Regions from separate parts of the Homo sapiens genome. Here region 2 is linked to region 1. Evidence: chromatin contacts called from ENCODE Hi-C or POLR2A ChIA-PET data. All regions are on one chromosome and are shown on one strand. The core of a region is the stretch at or near the end of the contact, and the rest is flanking DNA. Distances in the headings are between cores, read along the strand shown.

Region 1 (3,728 bases), core at 1,103-3,602:
TTCTGCCCCTGCCCTGTGCTATTCAGTTCAGCCTCAATTCTCGAAAGGAGCCCCGGAACTCAAGGCTCGGGTCCTTAATATTTGGAGTTTTTATTGTTATCAAGCCTTTCCAGAGGTGTTCCCCACTGCATGAAAATTGGGGTTAGAAAGATAAATGAGGAAGTAATTATTCATTCACATTTCAAAAGGATTAACCTCACTACAACACAGATGAACCCTGAAGATGTTATGCTAAGTGAAATAAGCCAGACACAAAAGGACATATATGATTCCATGTACATGAGGTCCCTAGAGTAGTCGAATTCAGAGATGGAAAATAGAATGGAGGTTGCCAGTGGCTGGGAGGAGGGGGAAAGGGGAGTTACTATTCAGTGGGGACAGCGTTTCAGCTGGGGAAGGTGAAAACATTCTAGAGATGGATGATGGTAATGCCTACACAACAATATGAGTATACTTAATGCCACTGAACTGTGTACCTAAAACTGGTAAGTTTGATGTTACATATATTTTACCACCATAAAAGGATTAACTCCAGAACACTGTTTATAATGAGCTCATCTGGTGAAAACTGAAGTGTCACCTTGCTGACATTAACTGATAGGAAAGGATGCTGATGGCAATGATAATAATTAGTGATGGTCTAACAGTCATCTGCAGTGTTTAAGAGGAAGTGTGGTGCACTCCACAGATCAGACATTTTGGGTCCAGGAGAACCTGGGGCTAATCATGGCTTTGTCGTTACTAGGTGATGGGTGGGACCTGCCAAGTCACTCAAGTTCCTCATCTGCAAAATGGCACTCAGACTAGAACCCACCTCACATAGGTAAGAAGAGTAGAGAATACGCATGTAAAGCTCCTGGAATAGTCCTGGGACCAGCTGACGCTATAAATTACAGCCATTATGGTAAGGCTGATGGTTTGGCCGACTTAACAATCGTTTGTTAGACCAGGCAAACAGGGAACCAAAAGCATTAAAGCCACTGCCCATTAAAGAGCCAGGAGATCTTACCACTCATTTATAATACAGTCACGTTCAGAGTGAGAAGCTGCATCATAGGATGGGAAAAGGAAAGGATTCAGGGTTTGAGCACTTGAGTTCAAATCTCAGCCTTGCCTCGTACCAGCATCTAACCCAAGGCGCTTTAGATAATCCCACCCCACTCCAATCTGGCCCACGGACCAGCAGCATTAGCATCACCTCGGAACATTTCAGAAACTGAGACACTCAGGCCCTGCCCCAGATCCACTAAAACTGCATTTTCACAAGAGCCCCAGTGTATAATACGCACTTGCACATTAGCCATTCTAAGCCTGCATTTCTTCATCTGTAAAGTGGGGTTGATGATAATAATGTCACCTACCTGGAAGTGCTGGTACCAAACCAAATAAACTGATTCATGGAAGTGCTTACACCATGCCTACCTAGCACACAGTAGGCCTTCAGTAAATGTTAGCTATGACTACTTTATTTAACCTCTCTGAGTCTCAGATTCCTTTGTTGGAAAATGGAATTGCAATACCGCCAATCACTTGGTGCTGTGAAAATCAAAGCCAGATTAAACAAGAAAAGAATTAAAATAGGCCAGATGTGGTGGCTCATGCCTGCAATCCCAGTGTTTTTCAAGGTTAAGGCAGGGGGACTGCTTGAGGCCAGGAGTTTAAGGCTGCTGTGAGCTATGATGGTGCCACTGCACTCCAGTCTATGCGACAGAGCAAGACCCTGTCTCTAAAAATAAAAGTAACAGTAGCAGCATTGCTATATGCCAGGCACGGTTCTGTGAGTGCTACATATATTGATGTAGTAAATTCTCACAACAACCCTATCTGGAAGATTGCAGATAGTGGAATTCTAAAATTATCCTTATTTTGCAGATAAGAAAACTGAGGCACAGGGTGGTAAACTGGCTTGCCTGAGACATCGGTGAACAGCTGCCTTAGCTGTAAAGTTCTACATAAAGGGGAGTTATTGCTGTCAGGTGGCTGACGAGGAAATGCACTTTCTGTGTAACTCTTCGGGAAGACAGCAATTCCATCCAGGAAGGTACACTCCATAACTCCTTTCCGGCCTTGGAGTTGATCGCTGTGGCTTCACTCAAGACAGCCTCACTCCTGAGTTGCCAGGAAGTGAAGGCAGGGAGTGGAACAAGGAGCAGAAGTGAGTGGGGTCGGCTTCTGTCTTCAGAGGATCTAAGCTCATGCTGCCTCTCTTAAAAGAAAAGAAATTCCCACCAGGAACAATGTGAGGAGGCTCTTAAAAGAGGGCGCGTCCAAGCAGCAGCTCCCATGGATGTTAATTAGCAGCCAGTGCCAGCTCACAGCACACAGCCCTGGCATCCCCGCATGGCTACTCTGGCCACCATGACTCAGCCTGGCCATCAGCCACCATTAGCACTTGGAGAGTCTCTCGCAGTGATAGCTGTCTGCAAGCCTGCCTGCAGACAAGGTAAGGCTGACCAAAGCATGGACCAAACAGTGCCCTCATTTGATGTGCTCTTAGATGTATGGCAAATTTGGATAGTAAGAGTAGAGAGTAGAATTCATCAGGTGTCTGGTCTTTAGAGTCAAATAGCCATAGGTTTGTAGCCAGTCCCATCACTTATTAGCTGCAAGAGCTTCCTCTTCTGTAAAATGATGTAATCACACCCACCCCGGTGGAGACATTCTGAGGACCAAATGAAATAAGGTGTGGAAGGTCTGACATGGGGCTCTAGCTTCTAGCAGGGGCTCAGTAAGCATTACTTTCCTTTTCTAGTCTCCATGCTGTGTTCCTGTGCTTGCTGTTTCTTCCTCTTGAAAAGCCATCATCATGCTCCTTACTATCAAACTCCTACCCATCCCTCAAAACCCAATTCAATCCCTCTTCCTCCATGAAAGCTTTCTGGTCCATCCAGCCAGACAGACCCACTGCTTCCTGCTCAGCACTTCCAGAATACATTACACAGGGCCATTTGGCCCTGCCAAGGGAGAAGGATCAGGGAAGGCTTCCTGGAAGAAGAGGCAGTCAAGCAGAGACCCCAAAGAAGGAGCAGGCAAAAAGGAATGAGCAGAGCATTCCAGACAGTGTGAACCATGTGTGCCAAGGTCAAGAAGCCAGAGAGAGCTTGGTGGATGACAGGAATTCAAGTCCTATACCAGGGGCCTTCCCTGACCACTCTAGGTAAAAGAGCAACTCTATTCTTCATTCTCATCCTGCATGGATTTTCTTCACTGCCAGCCAATTACATTATGTGTTTATTTGTTTACTGCTGTGTCTCCAACTGGAATTTTAAGCTCACTAGAGCAGGTACCTTCTCTTCTTCACTGACTTCTGTATCCTCCTCACGGCTCATTATCACTGCTAGTTTAACAACTGCGAGATCCTGAGTTCCAAGACAGAAATTTGGCCATCTAGTTCACTATTAAATCCCCAGCACAGGGTCAAGTACACAGTAGGACCTTAATGAATATTTCTGATCAAATAAATATTGCCCAGAAAAGACGTTCAATTCCTCAGTGAATAAATGCAGGAATGGATGAGTGAATGCAGGTATGCGTGGATATATACACACAACACATGAATTGATTAATTCATGCATGAACACAGAGCTCTCCCATTCATATCATCAAAGCCCAGAGGCTGACTCTCAGCTGCCCCACTTGGTCTTATTAAGCTTCAGAGGTTTCTATCTCATCTTGGCCCTGGCCATTCAAAGCTTCTTTTCTTATCCACAGCAGCCGCGCTTCCATTG
Region 2 (3,662 bases), core at 976-3,475, 370 kb before region 1:
TCATATGAAGGATGAGACCTACCTCGCAGAGTTTTGGTAGGGCTTAAATGTGACCATGACTCTATAGCAACTGTATAATGTGGGTGCACCAGCAACAATGAATTAATTGTTGGTGGTATCATGTATAGGAATGTCTAGTCAGAGGAAGAGAGTTCTAAGGCTGTAGTTGCTGCTGAAGACACATAGTAAATAGGGGTTCTGCTGTTTCAAAAAAAATTCTAAAAGGGAGAAATGGGCTAAATTTATCAAGCATGCTTAAAAACAACCTGACTCATAAATTGGCTAGACCAATTTTCTACAAAAGATTCCCAGGATCATAGGCATTGGTATCACCTGCTGCACTTTTTCAAGATGTAGACTCCTGAGCCAAGCCCTGTACCTACTGGGTCAGAAGCTCTCGACATGAGGCCTGAGAAGCTTTATTTTAACAGGTATGAAAGCCACTGAGTGTTGAGACTGTCTACCCTGTTCACTGCTGTATTCCCTGCACCTAGCAGAATGTCTGAGGAGCTCAGTAAATCCTGGGTGATTAAATGGACGAACAGATGAATCAATAACATGACTCTGACAAATAGGGCAGAGTAGGAGTTCTGATTTCTGCTCTTTCTTACATATGCCTTAGGCTGCAAGTTGCCTTCTCCTCTCTTCTTTTTCCTTTTAACGCTGTCCTTAGGGTCGTCATCACCTGATTTTACTGCAGAGACTTGGTGAGGCAGAAAAAGGTGAACCCCGGGCTTTTCCCTGCCTGAGAAGTCCCAACCTGTGAGCTAGATTTATATACAGCAGTGGATTGAGCAGTGCTTCTCAATCCTGGCTGCACTTTAGAATGACCTGAGGCTTGGCCCGCACCCTAGACAAATTAAATCAGAATAACTGGAATGGAGGTCCAGGTATTGAAATTTTTCAAAAGCTCCCAAGTGATTCTGTTTCATAGTGAAGTTGAGAACCACTGGCAAACCATAATATGGATACCTCTAAAAATCTTAGTGTTGAGTGCAAAAGGTGGTAAACGATTTATAGCACGTTACTACTTAAGGATATTAAACTTTAATATACACACAAAACCAAGTTCTGTGTTTTTTGGAGATAATCTAAGGACATATAAGAAATCCCAGGAAGGAAGACAGGAGAGGGAAATGGGAGGAAACAGGAGCGAGAATAGAGAATAAATGGGGAAATATAAAATAAAACAAGACAGCGAGATTACACAGACCTTAAAGACTAAAAAGCGTGGCTCCCAAACATCAAATCACCATAGTTAGTATGAACAGGGCAGTCATGTGTACTAGACACAGTGTAATTGGTTTACACACCTTATGTCTGTTAATCTTCATAACAACTCTGAGGTAGGTGTTACTATTTAGAGTCATTTTATAGAGGAGGAAACTAAGGCTTAACCAAGATCATACAACTAGTAAGTGACAGATTTGGGTATAAGCCCTGTCTACCTGGATGGAGTCCAGGCTCTGTTTGCTCCATTCATCACCTCTTTGAGTCCTCTCGAGCACCTGCTGGAAAGAAAATGTCCTCCTCCCCAAGCCCACGTCTCTGCTAGGCAGCTCAGGAACCACCAGCACATACTTCATCCCAGCCCTTGCCAAAGATGGGAATGAGAATGACCATCCAATGTTCTGTGCCCAATGCAGAAGAAAACCTACACATACAACCTTCCTGACCTGGAAACATCCAAAATCAGCCTCAGTTTCCTAATGAGCCTTTCCCTGCCTGAAAAGTCCCAACCCGTGAGCTAGATTTATATACAGCAGTGGATTGAGCAGTGCTTCCCAATCCTGGCTGAAGACGAGCAATGTTTGTTGGGTTCAAGGAATAGAAAAAAGCCTCGCATGGCTGGAATAGAAGAGGAAGATGGTGGGTGCTGCAGCAGAGAAGGCAGGGGCTCAGAGCTCTTCACTTCCCACCAGACATTCCTTTTCCCTTGGGGATGGACTGAGCATGTGGAAGATTTTCCATGCAACTTCATATCCACTGTTCACAACACCTGCCTCTGAGGACGTGATCTTCCTACCAATCTCAGGACCTTTCAAAATTAATTATAATAAAAATGTATTTATTGAGGCAGGCATAAATATTAGTCTCCATTTTCTTCAGAGAAAACAGAAGCATACAGCGGTAGCTTGAACAAAATTTCCCAACCAGAAAGGGATGAGGGAGGAGAGACCGGAAGTACAAGCTCCTCTTATCTGAGTTGCCGCCGTCTAGAGGTGAGCTGATTTTCTGACAGCCCCTTCTCCTCTCCTCACTGGATATCCAGTTTCCAGGTAGGTCCTTCCAGGTAGGCGCCCCCCTGACCTCAATGCGTGCTCCAGCTCTGGGGTGCATTCACAGGGGTAGGACATAGAAGGTAAACTCTGACCAGCTGCATGTGCAGCTACCTCTGCAGAAAAAATCAAGAGGCGCTGGAAGCCCTTCTCCCTTTGCTTAACAACATCTCCCCTGCTGCCCCACAGCAGTATCTGAAGTTCCCCTGTTGGCTTATGGAAATAAAGGCTTTTGTTAAAATATAAATCTGTAATCTGACGGGATGTGAAAAGATTAAGGGACGGGCTGCCCAAACTTTACTGTGCTTGACACTCAACTTATAAGTGTATTGGAAATGCAGATCTTAGGTTCTTATACCACAGATTCTGATTCAACAGGCACCAAATGGGGCCCAGGTAGCTGCAATTCCAACAAACACTTCAGGTGTTTCTGATGCTCGTGTTCTCTGAATCTCGTTTTGAGAAACACTGTGTGACTATGAACTCTTCAATTAGTTAATGAGACTTGGCCCAGAGGTCAATTTTGTCTATAATGAAGCAGAGAGGAGAAAGACACAGCTGCTCCCCCTCTGACTTGGTCTTTCTCTGTCCCGTTCAAAGCTGTGTTCATAGCTCAGGGCTTTAAGAGAGAGTGTTCAGAGCCCTAACTCAGAAGGACCGCCTGGAGACCTGCCAGGGTTTTGCCTAGACACACGTCACACCTTTACAGGGGTGGCGAAGGCTTGTGCTATCTCAAGACCTCACGCAGTACTTCTCAGTTTAATGGGCCCACTCAAGAGGTAAACGTGGAAAAAGAAAAGTTATATGCACACACACCCACACCCACACCCACACCCACACACACACACACACAGAGCAATAAAACAGGAGCAATTTATTCATAAGATTCTAAGTCATGAATTGTCTCTACTTACAAAATATTAGCCTATAAATTATGATTCTGCCAAGCTTCATTTTGAACAAACCCACAATCTCAGAAACATCAGCAGTTCAACTGCAGAGAGAGATGATGAGGTGGCTTGAGAAGAGTGACAGAAATGTCTCTGGATGGGATTCTGGACCTTCTGGGAGGAGGCTTCTTTGAAGGCCACCTGGCGATCGCGTGGTTTCTGATTCTCCCCGTAGTGATCGTGCCTTCCCAGGTACTGAATGGATCTCTTTGAGCTCTTTGCGTGGCCGATGTGTGAACTTTTGGCATGGCCAGTGTGTTCAGTGGGAGTGCTGGGGTTTACAATTGGAGGAAGGATACCGACTCCCTTTATGGCTGGAGCTTCTTGGGATTCCTAAGTGTCACCTTGGTCCACAAGTAGCTGTTAAAAATTAGAAAAAAGTCAGCTGTTTGTCTTCTCATTCTTCTACAGGGCTCCCAGAGATTAAGACAGC

What was found. Hi-C counts contacts between places; a loop is a spot of excess contacts on that map. ChIA-PET counts read pairs that join two places held with the same protein, here RNA polymerase II (POLR2A). Pooled maps may share reads with other maps.
Region 2: a map of endothelial cell of umbilical vein shows a loop between it and region 1 (2.8-fold over the local background). The contact joins the promoter of CASC18 here to the enhancer-like site in region 1. A Hi-C loop is called at or near these places in 5 of 168 maps with a recorded cell type or tissue (Calu3, cardiac septum, chondrocyte and 2 more) and 1 of 50 pooled maps. POLR2A ChIA-PET finds 5 or more read pairs at or near these places in 1 of 52 experiments (AG04449).

Annotation. Positions count from the first base shown.
Region 1 is chr12:106,076,504-106,080,231 of GRCh38, forward strand. All of the region lies in intron 4 of NUAK1 (NUAK family kinase 1), which reads right to left. Among named protein-coding and RNA genes, the nearest start is that of NUAK1, 61 kb to the right of the region's middle. Within about 2 kb of position 2,353, at least 9 of the 41 ENCODE cell types and tissues checked have a DNase peak (open chromatin) inside an H3K27ac peak, as active enhancers do; they include dorsolateral prefrontal cortex and endothelial cell of umbilical vein, where a contact is called at or near this core.
Region 2 is chr12:105,701,978-105,705,639 of GRCh38, forward strand. It overlaps CASC18 (cancer susceptibility 18), which reads left to right and starts at 2,226. Exons shown (of 5, transcript NR_110109.1): 1 at 2,226-2,279. It overlaps LOC105369959 (a long non-coding RNA gene), which reads right to left. Exons shown (of 3, transcript XR_945309.3): 3 at 3,139-3,589.